2 separate regions of the Homo sapiens genome follow, and region 1 is linked to region 2. The links are chromatin contacts, found by Hi-C or POLR2A ChIA-PET in ENCODE. All regions are on one chromosome and are shown on one strand. Each heading gives the region's core, a stretch centred on a gene start or an enhancer-like site at or near the end of the contact. The rest is flanking DNA. Distances are from core to core; before and after follow the strand shown. Region 1 holds the start of COX8A (cytochrome c oxidase subunit 8A). Region 2 holds the start of FTH1 (ferritin heavy chain 1).

Region 1 (7,325 bases), core at 3,374-5,873, 2.0 Mb before region 2:
GGAAGGAAAGGAGCCACCTAGGAGGCAGAGGACAATTTCCTAACGCTCAGGGAAACAGCTATGGCAGGAGCTAAACCCAGTACGGTATCAGGCACTGGGCCCCACAGGCTTCCCTGGGCATCACGCAGAAAAGCCAAGCAAGACCAGGCTACGGCAGGAGAGTCAGGTCCACCCTCAGCTCTGTCAACATAAATCAGGAAACAACCTGCAGAACAGGAGCTAGGAAGACGTGTGTTCAGACACTCAGGGCCTGAGGCCAACCACAGCCCTCCCCTCTCACCTGACATCTTTGCCCACTGTTCCAGGCACAGGCGTCCTGGCAGCCTCAGCTCCACAGGGGAGACTGAACCTGTGTCTTTTCAGAAATCAACCAAGTCACCCCAGCAAAGAGGATGCAAAGGAGAGGTAAAGCCATGTCTTCCTCGAGGGTGGGACCCGGCAGGTCCGAGTATTCCTTCCAGATGCTGGCAATCAGGACTCCAGCTCAGCGTGCAGTGTTTGGGAACATTGCCCCTGCTGAGGTACTTCCTGCCCCTCACACACCAGGAGAAAGAATCACTGAGGAAGGACTCCTGGGGACAGAGGAATGGCAGATTCCCCAAGTCAAACAGAGGAGGAGAAAGGGAAGCTGGCAGATAGAATGAAGAAAGACAATTAGTCCATAACCATGTATGGAAAGTGTTAGAAGGAAAGGGGCCCTGGAGTTGACATTTAAAAAGCAAGCAGGGGCCGGCGGCGGTGGCTCACGCCTGTAATCCCAGCATTTTGGGAGGCCGAGGCGGGCAGATATTGAGGTTCAAGAGATCGAGACCATCCTGGCCAACATGATGAAACCCCATCTCTACTAAAAATACAAAAATTAGCTGGGCGTGGTAGCACACGCCTGTAGTCCTAGCTACTCGGGAGGCTGAGGCAGGAGAATCACTTGAACCCAGGAGGCGGAGGTTGCAGTGAGCCGAGATCACACCACTGCACTCCAGCCTGGCGACAGAGCGAGACTCTGTCTCAAAAAAAAAAAAAAAAGCAAGCAGCCAGGCGCAGTGGCTGACACCTGTAGTCCCAGCACTTTGAAAGGCTGAGGTAGGAGGATCACTTGAGCCCACGAGTTCAAGATCAGCCTGTCCAACATAGTAAGACCCCATCTCTACAAGAAAATGTTTTAAGAAACTAGCCAGGTATGGCTGGGCGCAGTGGCTCATGCCTGTAATCCCAGCACTTTGGGAGGCCGAGGTGGGCGGATCACGAGGTCAGAAGTTCGAGACCAGCCTGACCAACAGGGTGAAACCCCATCTCTACTTAAAAAAAAAAAAAAAAACCATTAGCCGGGCATGGTGGCGAGCGCCTGTAATCCCAGCTACTCAGGAGGCTGAGAATCACTTGAACCCGGGAGGCGGAGGTTGCAGTGAGTCGAGATTGTTCCACTACACTCCAGCCTGGGCAACAGAGTGAGACTCAGTCTCAAAAAAAAAAAAAAAAAGATGAAACTAGCCAGGCATGGTGGTAGCACATGCCTATAGTCCCAGCTACTGGGGTACAACCTGTGGTGGGAGGATCGCTTGAGCCTGGGAGGTCAAGGCTGCAGTCAAAGTCAAGGCTACAGAGCTGTGATTGCGCCACTGCAGTCTAGCCTCAAAAAAAAAAAAAAAAAAAGCGGGGGCACGGAGCGGTCTCTCACGCCTGTTAATCCCAGCATTTTGGGAGGACGAGGAGGGTGGATCACAAGGTCAAGAGTTTGAGACCTGGCCAACATGGTGAAATACCATCTCTACTAAGAATACAGAAATTAGCCAGGTGTGGTGGCATGTGCCTGTAATCCCAGCTACTCAGGAGGCTGAGGCAGGAGAATTGCTTGAACACCAGAGGCAGAGGTTGCAGTGAACCGAAATCACACCACTGCACTCCAGCCTGGGTGACAGAGCAAGACTCTGTCTTGAAAAAAAAATTAAAAAGGCAAGATTGCCAGGCGCAGTGGCTGTAATCTCAGCACTCTGGGAGGCCAAGGTGGGTGGATCACTTGAGGTCAGGAGGAGTTCGAGACCAGCCTGGCCAACATGGTGAAACCTCGTCTCTACTAAAAATACAAAAAAAAATTAGCCGGGCGTGGTAGTGGGTGCCTGTAATGCCTCAGGAGGCTGAAACAGCAGAATCCCTTGAACCTGAGAGGCGGAGGTTGCAGTGAGCCGAGATCGCATCACTGCACTCCAGCCTGGGCAACAGAGCAGGAGTCAGTCTCAAAAAAAAAAAAAAAAAAAAAAAAAAGCCAAGATTCTGCAAAGTCCCTACCCCCAATTAGGAAGGGCACCAGCACCTAAGAAATGAAGTCCACCAAAAAGGAAGACCAGAGAAGGCTGGCCCCTTAGAGGAAAGGCTTCTAGCTGAAGATCCAGCCCCAGTGGGACACACACACACACACACACACACACACACACACACACACACAGACACATACACGCCCATTGGGCTTTGCACAAACAAGGGAGCTGGAGGGGATGAGCCAGAAAAGCTGCACAATGACAACAGGCTTTGTCTTCCCAGGAAGCCAGGCACCATTTAAAGGTACAGAAGCACACGAGGAGTCCAGCTGAGGCACACAAAACCTACCACAGGGCAGCCAGCCGGGCGCTCTTCTCCACACCTCCACCCAGTGCCAGTGGAGGCATGAGCCCAGGCAGGAGGGAAGGCACAATGAATTTCTGAAGTAAAGTTTAAATAGATTTTATTGTTACAAGGGGGACCCCACCAAGCAGGGTCAGTGACCCCCAAGGAGGTCACCATGGAGACATCAAGAGGTCATGATTGCAGAAGAGGTGACTGGAATTGAATGACATGATCCAGGGGAGGCCGGCCACAAATGCAGTAACATGACCAGGATGGGCCGGTGGGGCTGGTCAGGTCACAGTGTGAGGGACAGAACGGACCCCTTCACTCTGGCCTCCTGTAGGTCTCCAGGTGTGACAGGATCCAGCCCGCTGGCAGGAGGAAGGTCACGAAGCAGGAGGTAAGCCCAACGGCCAATTCCTACACAGAGCACAAGAAAGAAGGCACCTCGGAGTCAGTATTCCCCTAGGCTCTCTAAGTCCTTGCAGTTCCCAGGCAGCAGAAAGCCCCGCTCAGGGAGCCAGGACTCAGAGGCAAGTGGGAGGCCCCGCATCCTCACGTTAAAGGAATCCACGCTCCACGGAGCAGACAGAGCAGGTCCAAAGCTACGCTAACCCTTGAGGTAAAGGGTCAGTTATAAGGAGGGGGAAGAGTGAGAGGAAGGAGAGACAGCTGGGGTTAGGGTTCAGGGAGAAATGCACCACCAGATGGTAAAGGAAGGGACAGGAAGCAGGATTTATTGAAACCTGTTTTAAAGCTGGTCTGGGCCGGGCATGGTGGCTCACACCTGTAATCCCAGCAATTTGGGAGGCCAAGGCGGGCGGATCACAAGGTCAGGAGTTAGAGACCAGCCTGACCAACATGGTGAAACCCCGTCTCTACTAAAAATACAAAAAATTAGCCGGGAGTGGTGGCGGGCGCCTGTGATCCCAGCTACTCGGGAGACTGAGGCAGGAGAATGGCTTGGCTTAAACCTGGGAGGCGGAGGTTGCAGTAAGCCGAGATCGCACCACTGCACTCCAGCCTGGGTGACAGAGCAAGACTCCGTCTCAAAAAAACAAACAACAAACAAAAAAAGCAAAGCCTGTATGTTAAGACCCAGGATCCTTGCATGGGCCAGTAACTCCAAAACGATACCTATCCTTCCTTGCCTGAAAACCCCCTCCCAGGCCGGGCGCAGTGGCTCACGCCTGTAATCCCAGCACTTTGGGAGGTTGAGGCAGGCGGATCACGAGGTCAAGAGATCGAGACCATCCTGGCCAACATGGTGAAACCCCGTCTCTACTAAAAATACAAAATTTAGTTGGGCATGGTGGCACGCGCCTGTAGTCCCAGCTATTCGGGAGGCTGAGGCAGGAGAATCGCTTGAACCCGGGAGTCGGAGGCTGCAGTGAGCCGAGATCGCGCCACTGCACTCCAGCCTGGCGACAGAGCGAGAACCCGTCTCAAAATAAATAAGTAAAATAAAATAAAATAAAATAAATAGCAGTAACAACCATTTTCGTCGCTGACAGCGTCAGGCATCCCCCAGTGAACCAACGAGAAAATGGGCTCAGAGCGGCTAAAGAAGTCGGCAGGAGGCGGCGCAGCGAGGAGGCGACAGGAGAGGGAGGGCCTGACAGGACCAGACCCGAGATCCTGGGGCTGTGGGGAAAGACCTAACGCCGACAGCCCCGACTGTCGCCCGGGCACTGTCCCCGTCGTTCGCGCCCTCCAGACATGCCCAAACCGGCACTGCTGCTCCCCGCTACGCTGCGGGGCGCGAGGCATTCTCAGGACCACCTGAGGTCAGCTAGGCAGAAGGGGTCAGCCCACGGCGCCTCCCGCGCTCTTCCAGGCCCGTTCCTCACCATGATCCCAAGCTTCCCCTCCGGCGGCAACGAATGGATCTTGGCGCGCGGCACTGGGAGCCGCCGGGCCGAGCCTGTCAAGCCCCGCAGCAGCAGCGGCGTCAGGACGGACATGATGGCACGGAGTACACCACAAAAAACGGTCAGCCGTAGCCCAAGGTCAGGAAGCCAAAATGGCTGCGCTGGCCGGAAGTTCTGGAGCTGGGGAAGCAGGGAAACTGCGGCGCGGAAGTCTCTCGGAAATGACGCAAGAACACACCTCCCACAGCCCTTGGCAGTTTTTGGCGCGTTCCTCGAAACAGCCAATTGACACCTTCCTACGCTATGGGCGGAGCACAAAAGGGCTCTTCTTCGAGTTATGTTCCGCCTCCAAGGCTTATACTTGTGAATGACATCTGGGGCCACCCAATCATGTACGCGAGAAGCCTAAACTGTTCTTGACTCCTCCCTTCATTCATACTGTTAAATCTCTCTCTATTCAGGCTGGGCGTGGTGGCTCACGCCCGTAATCTCAGAACTTTTGGGAGGCCGTCTGTACTAAAAAAAAAAAAGTACGGGCTGGGCGCGTTGGCTCACGCCTCTAATCCCAGCACTTTGGGAGGCCGGGGCGGGTAGATCATCTGAGGTCAGGAGTTTGACACCAGTCTTGCCAGCATGGTGAAACCCCATCTCTACGAAAAATACAAAAATTGGCCGGGCGCAGTGGCTCACGCATGTAATCCCAACACTTTGGGAGGCCGGGGCCGGTAGATCATCTGAGGTCAGGAGTTTGAGACCAGTCTTGCCAGCATGGTGAAACCCCATCTCTACGAAAAATACAAAAATTGGCCGGGCGCAGTGGCTCACGCTTGTAATCCCAACATTTTGGGAGGCCGAGGCGGGTGGATCACCTGAGGTCAACAGTTCGAGACCAGACTGGCCAACATGGTGAAACCCCGTCTCTACTAAAAATACAAAAATTAGCTGGGCATGGTGGTGGGCGCCTGTAATTCCAGCTACTCGGGAGGCTGAGTCAGGAGAATTGCTGAACCCAGGAGACGGAAGTTGCAGTGAGCCGAGATTGAGCCATTGCAGTCCAGACTGGGCCACAAGAGCGAAACTCCATCTCAAAAATAAAAAACAACAATAAAAAAAGTTCGAAAGCAGCCTGGCCAACATGGTGAGACTCCATCTCGACTAAGAATACAAAAAATAGCCAGGCATGGTGGTAGATGCCTGTAATCTCAGCTACTAGGGAGGCTGAGGCAGGAGAACTGCTTGAACCCGGTAGGCAGAGGTTGCAGTGAGCTGAGATCACGCCACTGCACTCCAGCCTGGGCGACACAGCAAGACTCCGTCTCAAAAAAAAAAAAAAAAAAAAATCTCTCTATTGAGAGTCCCCTCCTCTCCACCAGGCCTCCGTCGTTTTTGTTGAGAATTCCTGACACTGACCTAGTAACCAAACCTCCCTCAATTACTATTACACTCTTCAATTCCAGTTACCATGCTGGAGCAGCCAACTTCCCTTCCTTCCTACCCTATCACTCTCTCTCCCTCCCCCATCCCTTCCTTCTTGGTTTTTTAAACCTAAATCTGACCAAGTCATATACTTTCAGTGGCTCCCCATTGCTTCCTAGTCAAAATCCCAATTCCCGGATGTCACTGTCCAGCCTCAACTCTCAAAACTCTTCAATATTCCACACCTTCGACCCTGCTCTCTGATTTCCACCAACAAGCCTTTTGTTGCATTCAAAATGCACTCTGCATTTTGTTATTGATGTTGAGACAAGGTCTAGCTCTAAGCCCAGGCTGGAGTGGAGTGTGGTGTGATCTCGGCTCACTGCAGCCTTGCAACCTCCACCTCCCAGACTCAAGCCAACCTCCCACCTCAGCCTCCCAAGTAGCTGGGATTACAGGTGCCCACCACCATGCCTGGCTTTTTTTTTTTTTTTTTTTTTTTGAAATAGAGTCTTGCGCTGTTGCCCAGGCTGGAGTGCAGTGGCACTATCTTGGCTCTCTGCAACCTCCGCCTCCCGGGTTCAAGCAATTCTCCTGCCTCAGCCTCCTGAGTAGCTGGGATTACAGGCATCTGCCACCATGCCCGGCTATTTTTTGTATTTTTAGTAGAGACAAGGTTTCACCATGTTGGCCAGGCTGGTCTCGAACTCCTGACTTCAGGCGATCCACCCACCTTGGCCTCCCAAGGTGCTGGGATTACAGGCATGAGCCACAGCGCCCAGCCTAATTTTTGTAGTGTTTGTAGAGCTGGAGGGGGGTCTTGCTATGTTAGTCAGGCTAGTCTCAAACTCGTGAGCTGAAGCGATCCACCCAGATCAGCCTCCCAAAGTGCTGGGATTACAGGCATTTGTCAGGGCACCTGGCCTTGCCTCTGCACTTTGGGTTTTGTTTTTGAGACATGCATCACCCAGGCTGGAGTGCAGTGGTGCAATATCAGCTCACTGCAACCTCCACCTCCCTGGCTCAAGCGATTCTCCTGCCTCAGCCTCCCAAGCAGCTGGGATTACAGGTGTATGCCACCACACCCGGCTAATTTTTGCATTTTTAATAGCGACAGGGTTTCGCCATGTTGGCCAGGCTGGTCTTGAACTCCTGGCCTCATGTCATCTGCCCGCCTCAGCCTCCCAAAGTGCTGGGATTACAGGCATGAGCCACTGTGCCCGGCGTTGCTTCTGCATTTTATGTTCATTTTTTCAGCTCCTATGCAGGCTGCCTTTTTCACCATGCTAACTCCTGCTTCCTGGCTTCCAGTTAATGATACCACTTACTTTATTCAGTGAATATTTATTAGCCTCTACTGTGTGTTAGGAACTATTGTAGACACCAGTATGAACGAGGTGGATAGAGTTTCTTGTCACAAAGCTGACTTCTGGAGGGAAA
Region 2 (6,762 bases), core at 3,938-6,437:
TTCACTTCAGGGGAAATCCCAGACATTTAAAACATCAGCTCTTCAGTTAAAATACCACGTAACCCATTCTCTCCCAATCCTCATCTATGTCTCCAGCCCTGAGGTTTTTCTTTGTTGCAATCAGCCTGTGGAACGGTTTGGGGTCTGGCCTTTTCACATAGCATTCCTGCACACACACATTCCAGCAACACACTTATTAAACACACTTACTGTATTTAATGGCCATGCGGGGTTCCATCATGTGCCCTGTCCTAGTTTTCAGCTTGTGTTTCAGCCAGTGACTCTACGGCTTTGGGCAAGCCTAACCTTTTTTGGGTCTCACCTTATCTGTAAAACATGATGATTTGGAAGCTCTAACGTCCTTTCCAAAGCCTTAAAATTTGTGGGGGGTCTATGATTTCCTAGCTGTGGATCCTAAATTGTGACTACACAATAACAATCCCTAGAAGAGAAAGGGACCCAACATCTATTGAGAATTCCCCATGCGGCGGGAAGGCACTGAGCGAGGGATAGGTAGGAAAAGTGACACCTAGGCTTGCCAGCAAAAACACCATCAGAGGCCCCCCTGAGTGATCTCAGACCCCTTTGTTCCCAGTCCGGCCTCTGGACTTTGTCCCATTAGGAAATGGGGGGAGGGGGACACTCTCCCTCCCTCCCTCCCTCCCTCCCTCCCTCCCTCCACAGTGAAGCCACAGCCCTCCAGGTCTTATGACTGCTCTTCTCCTCCATGACAAAGCACTTTTTGAGCCCAAGCCCAGCCTAGCAGAGTGCTGAGTCACGGTGGGACAGCAACTCTCCACCGCAACCCCCACCACCGCCCCCTCCTGCTCCAGGATGTGCTGAACCTCCAGAAACCACCGGCTTGGCTCTTCTCTCATCTGAGGTCCCTCCCGCCACTCCTGGCCCTGGGAGGCGGCTGTCCTGGGAGACCAGCCAAACTCTCTGCTGCCTCCAAGTCACGAGGAGCTGAGCTGGAGGGTGGGGGAGGTAGAACCCTGGTCAACAAAGGTCCCAAGACCAGGCCACAGCTTCGGAAGAATCTAAAGGCTTAGACATTGCAGTTCTGACACCTCAAGTTACCAGAAAGTAGGGAACGGACACAAGCAATCATATAAACAATCATAAACACACACACACACTCACACTCCCCCACCAATAGATTTCCCTTCCATTGTTCCCAGCCAGCCTCCTCCCAATGACCTTCTACAGCACAAGCTGTCCCTCAGTCTTGCTGCGATGTTCACTGCAGCTACATGCATGTTTAGCCAAGCATGGAGCCAACACTGATTCAGGAAACCTACTCCCTGCAGCAGACCGACTTCCCTCCAGTGGGTCCGAGAGCTTCATGCTGGCTTTGTCCCCCTGGACATCCCGGAAGCCTGGAAACTCAGCACATCTAGTCCAAAACCAAGCAGGCCTTCCCCAAGGGCTTTCCCCGAAACCTTCATTTCCTCCTGTGCTCCTTGGCTCAGGGAATGGCAGCAGCAGCCAGGCCTACCAAATCATAAAGCTGAGAGATCTCTTACACACTGCCCACCCCTGGCCCCCGACTTTCGCCAATCAGTCTGTTCATTTGATCTTCTCCAGATCTGTCAAATCTGTGTTCTATCTTCTCTGCTCACTAATAACTAAGGCTGCTGCCTCCTGACTGGTGCCCAGCCCTCTAGCCTCACTCTCATCCATCCTCCACATTCAATCATGAATCCATCTGTTCATGCAACAGATACTGGGCACCAAGTAACAAGCAATTTGCAAAAAGCTGGGAGTGCAGAGACAAGACAGAAACAATGCCTGCCTTCCAGGAGCTTACCATCTACAGCACCAGCGCAGGCAATCAAAAGGGTCTCATAAGGCCAGGTGCGGTGGGTCATGCCTGTAATCCCAGCACTTTGGGAGGCCGAGGCAGGTGGATCACTTGAGGTCAGGAGTTCGAGACCAGCCTGGCCAACATGGTGAAACCCCGTCTCTATTAAAAACACAAAAATCAGCCAGGTGTGGTGGTAGGCACCTGTAGTCCCAGCTACTTGGGAGGCTGTGGCAGGAGGATCTCTTGAACCCGGGAGGTGGAGGTTGCAGTGAGCCGAGATCAAGCCACTGCACTCCAGCCTGGGCAACAAGGGCAAAACTCCATCTCAAAAAAAAAGGTGTGACACATACATAGTACTTCATTAAACATACAAATATATATTATAGTTCCTAATCTTCATCACTTACATGAGCTACAAATATCATCCCAATTTGTCATCTCTGTTTTAACCTTGTTTACAACATCTTTTGTCTTACAGCTTTTCATTTTTAAATAGGCAAACCTGCCAACTGTACTTTTACGGCTTCTGACAGCCTCAGAAGAACATTCCCTACCCCAAAATTATAAAAATAATCTTGTATATATTCTTCTCAAAACTTTATACTTTTTTTAAGGCTTGGATTTTTAATCTATCTGGAATGTATTTTTAAATACTGAGTGAGTCACTTTTCTCCACATGACTGTCAATTGTTTCAACATAATTTGTTAAACCCATTCTTTCTTCCCTAATGTGACACAACAGTTTAGCATATACCAAGTTCTCATAATAGGGGGGCAGGACTATTTTGTTGCATTAATCTAGTCATCTCTTCCTGTGCCAGTACCATACTGCTTATAGCACTTTACTGTACCTTTATTATAGCACCAAATGCAAATCTATCAACACACTGACTCCTCCAAATGAACTTTAGAATCATTTTGTGAAGTTTCAAAAAAAAAAAAAATACTGTCCCAGAGACAGTAATGGCTGAGGAAAAACAAAAACAAAAAACTGCCTCTTATGGAAATTGCAGTGAATTTATGCTTATTTGGGGAAACTGACATCTTTACAGAATGAAGATTGACCGACCATTTGGGAATATGGTACCTCTTCATTTATGCTAGGCTTTTTGAATTTTTTGTCCAGCAGTAAGCATTTATAGTTTTTTCTATATATTTCTTGTTAACTTTATTCCAAGGTACTTTAAGCTTTTGTTGTCAATGTAAGTGAAAAACATTTTTTTTTCCATTCTTTTTTCCCCATATTTTCTAACTGGTGGTTACTGTTATAAAGGAAAGCTTTGGATCCTATATATGGTGACTTTGCTATACTCTTATCCTAAGAGATTCCCAGTGTAAGGTTTCTAAAAACAAAGCTAATGAGGTGTCTCTATGCTGTCTCTAGGATCAAGTTTAACCTCTTTTTATGGAACACAACCCTGCCCGATCTTGCCCCTATTCTCCACCCTAACCAGCATCCCCCAACATAAACTGTACTTTCCAGGCCAACATTCTTTCTTTCTTTCTTTTTTTTTTTTTTTTTTGAGACGGAGTTTTGTTTTGTCTTCCAGGCTGGAGTGCAAAGGCGCGATCTCGGCTCACTGCAACCTCCGCCTCCCAGGTTCAAGCGATTCTCCTGCCTCAGCCTCCAGAATAGCTAGGATTACAGGCGCATGCCACCACGCCCGGCTAATTTTTGTATTTTCAGTAGAGAAGGGTTTAGCCATGTTAGTTAGCCAGGCTGATCTCCAACTCCGACCTCAAGTGATCCGCCCGCCTCGGCCTCCCAAAATGCTGGGATTACAGGCATGAGCCACCGCGCCCAGCCCCAGGCAACATATTTTCTTAAGGCAGCTTTAACAGGCCATGCATTTCCACATTTCCACACCTTTGCATATGCTGTTCACTCTGCTCCAAATTCCCTTCCCTGTTTCTCTCCCGCACTTCACCTTCCTTTTAACTTTTTCTTCAAACTCAGCTCACGTGTCTTGCTTAGGGAGGGCTTCCCCGACCTCCTCCTATCCCAGACTGGGTAAGGTACTCCTGGTCTAGCAGCATCCTTCTGTTTACCTTATTCTTGTAGCTCTAGCACCACTAAAACGTTTTTCCTGTAAATAACATAGGTGCATTTTTAAATGAAACCGTGAACAAGAAATCACCCTAATTCCGTCGGCAATTTATTTTAGTATTTCAGTAGAGTTGCTTTTTTAAACTAAGGTTTGGAAGTCTAGCTTCCAGCTGCAGGTTTGTGAGCATCCTGAAATTCAGTTCTTCCACCGATGCGTCAAAAGACGCGACAGAACAGTGGACCTCGAAGCCAGGACCTAGGTAAGGGCAGGGCCTAGCTCTAGCTCTGCCACCCATAAATTCACATCCACCCTGTGCCTGGGACTCAGCTTAGCCACACACACCGGCCCCACCCCTCCGGGGTCTCTTTCACCTGTCACCCGCCATTAACCCCGTCAGCTTCTCTCCAATGACACCCCAGGGTTGTCCTACAGGGCCACCGAAGCCTGAAGCTCCTGTGAGTGGGGCCGATAAGAGGCCATTTTGAAAAGTCCTCAGCATGGGCTTCGCCTTTAGATCCACGTCGTTTCTCCTTTCTAACCCGAGATGTGTCCCTTGGGTGCGAAGCGACACCAGCGATTCTCTCGGAGGCCCCGGTGGCTCACCCCCACGACTCCCCGGGGAGGCGGTCCCCATCCCTAGGGAAACCCGGCCCGCCCAGCCTTTGTTGCAGAAACCGCACACGGAGCCATATTTGCTTTCAGCCAAAGGCAGACGTGGTCGGAGGAGTCGGAAGGGCAGGGGCGGACCCGAAACCCGCCGTGCGCCCCACTTCTCCATCGCGCTCCTTCCTGGACTCTGAGGAAGAGAAAATGCGCTCGACCACCTAAGGACCGCGTCTCCACCTTCCACCTTCCCAATCATCTGCAGCTTCCCAATCTGCAGCAAGGTGTCACAAGGGCTTCTCCGCAGCTATGATTTCTAACACCATGCCCCGGGCCAGGAGCCTCAGGGTGCCCGTTCGGGAAAATGGGAGCCGAATCAGGATCACCCCATGCGCCCCCGCACCCTTCCCCCGCCGGTTCCAACGCCCGGGCGCCCCTAGACCGGGGGGGGGGTTCTGAGGTGGACTTCCTGCGCCTCCTCGCAGCTTCCCTCCAACTCCACTAAACGGGCACAGAGACGCCACCGCTGTCCCAGAGGCAGTCGGCTACCGGTCCCCGCTCCCGAGCTCCGCCAGAGCGCGCGAGGGCCTCCAGCGGCCGCCCCTCCCCCACAGCAGGGGCGGGGTCCCGCGCCCACCGGAAGGAGCGGGCTCGGGGCGGGCGGCGCTGATTGGCCGGGGCGGGCCTGACGCCGACGCGGCTATAAGAGACCACAAGCGACCCGCAGGGCCAGACGTTCTTCGCCGAGAGTCGTCGGGGTTTCCTGCTTCAACAGTGCTTGGACGGAACCCGGCGCTCGTTCCCCACCCCGGCCGGCCGCCCATAGCCAGCCCTCCGTCACCTCTTCACCGCACCCTCGGACTGCCCCAAGGCCCCCGCCGCCGCTCCAGCGCCGCGCAGCCACCGCCGCCGCCGCCGCCTCTCCTTAGTCGCCGCCATGACGACCGCGTCCACCTCGCAGGTGCGCCAGAACTACCACCAGGACTCAGAGGCCGCCATCAACCGCCAGATCAACCTGGAGCTCTACGCCTCCTACGTTTACCTGTCCATGGTGAGCGCGGGCGGGCCTAAGCGGTGGCGGGGGCCGGGCGCGGTTCCCGGGGCGCGCGCTGGGGCGGGCCGGGGGTGTGGCCACCCGCGGGCTCTCCCGCCTCCCTGCGCCCTTCTGGAAAATGGAGGCTGCTCGAGGTTTCCGAGGACTTCTCTGGCGCAGAAAGTCGGGGCAGCTGGTTCTTCTCGGCTGTACCCTGAGAATGCTCCCTCCTAGGCCAGGGCCGCCTCTGCACACCCTTCTTTTTTAAGGAGACCTTGGTGTCCTGAAATCCTGGGGTTGCAAGACTGCCAGCCTGTGTGATCAATCCTGCGGTTAGGAAGGTGGAGTTTTGCTTTCCCATCTTTTCCTCTGCCTCCGGCATTTGGCCCTAAATGCCAGCGTTTTTTGCTTAGGTATCCAGCTCCCGTCCGCCTGTGTGTGGCGGAGCTGCTGGGTAACGGTGTCGAATAGCAAACCTTGGGGGCTGGCGGGAGGTGGCTTATCTTGTGGGTAGATCCCTCTCGAGCAGCCGTATCCACCTCTCGGCTCTGCTTATCTCTAAGTCCCACTTGCTTTGAAGCATATCTCTAGGAATCGCCCCTTCTGCAGTCACCGAAGTGTCACCTGACCTTGCGCCTAGGGGACCTAATTTATCTTTTATGTATCTTACTGTAAGAGGTGTGGAGTTTGGCCTACTAATTGAACCCCCAGTTCTTGGATAAAGTCCACCGACAGTTACTGGGCAAGAAATTTTTCAGTGATCAGTGGAATCAGTTTTCCCAAATCTTGGTCTTAGGCAGTGTCGTGGGAGTCTTCCTTAGAATTGCCTTGTGATTGTCCAAACTATCCCAAGAATAAATGTGTTCCAAATGGATTTGAAAACAGGCCTGTATTTCTGTGACTGTCACTGCCTTTCACAAACACTTGACTACATCAAATGTCTAAAACTGAAAATCAAATTTTTGTGATATAACTATTATAAAAGTATGTTTACATCAACATACTGTCCACATTTGCCACCTTGCATGGGGGTTTTTAATTTGTGTGTGTGTGTGAGAGACAGAGTCTCGCTCTGTCGCCCAGGCTGGAGTGCAGTGGCGCGATCTCGGCTCACTGCAGCCTCCGCCTCCTGGGTTCAAGTGATTCTCTTACCTCAGGCTCCTGAGTAGCTGGAATTACAGGCGCACGCCACCACGCCCAGCTATTTTTTTTTATTTTTAGTAGAGACGGGGTTTCACCATGTTGACCAGGATGGTCTCGATCTGCTGACC

What was found. Hi-C counts contacts between places; a loop is a spot of excess contacts on that map. ChIA-PET counts read pairs that join two places held with the same protein, here RNA polymerase II (POLR2A). Pooled maps may share reads with other maps.
Region 1: a loop to region 2 is called in a pooled map, with 5 times the contacts of the local background. The contact joins the promoter of COX8A here to the promoter of FTH1 in region 2. A Hi-C loop is called at or near these places in 1 of 37 single-sample maps with no recorded cell type and 5 of 50 pooled maps. POLR2A ChIA-PET finds 5 or more read pairs at or near these places in 1 of 52 experiments (IMR-90).

What each region holds. Positions count from the first base shown.
Region 1 is chr11:63,971,918-63,979,242 of GRCh38, reverse strand. It overlaps COX8A (cytochrome c oxidase subunit 8A), which reads right to left and starts at 4,623. Exons shown (of 2, transcript NM_004074.3): 1 at 4,449-4,623; 2 at 2,700-3,018. The coding sequence starts at 4,562. The coding sequence ends at 2,923. RefSeq lists enhancers at 1-618, 1,295-1,972, 4,270-4,709.
Region 2 is chr11:61,966,059-61,972,820 of GRCh38, reverse strand. It overlaps FTH1 (ferritin heavy chain 1), which reads left to right and starts at 5,187. Exons shown (of 4, transcript NM_002032.3): 1 at 5,187-5,509. The coding sequence starts at 5,396. It overlaps LOC399900 (a long non-coding RNA gene), which reads right to left and starts at 5,527. Exons shown (of 1, transcript NR_187560.1): 1 at 3,942-5,527. RefSeq lists enhancers at 1-38, 702-846, 650-944, 4,081-4,130, 4,251-4,320, cis regulatory regions at 769-779, 699-1,210, 456-1,215 and silencers at 4,841-5,190, 5,461-5,660.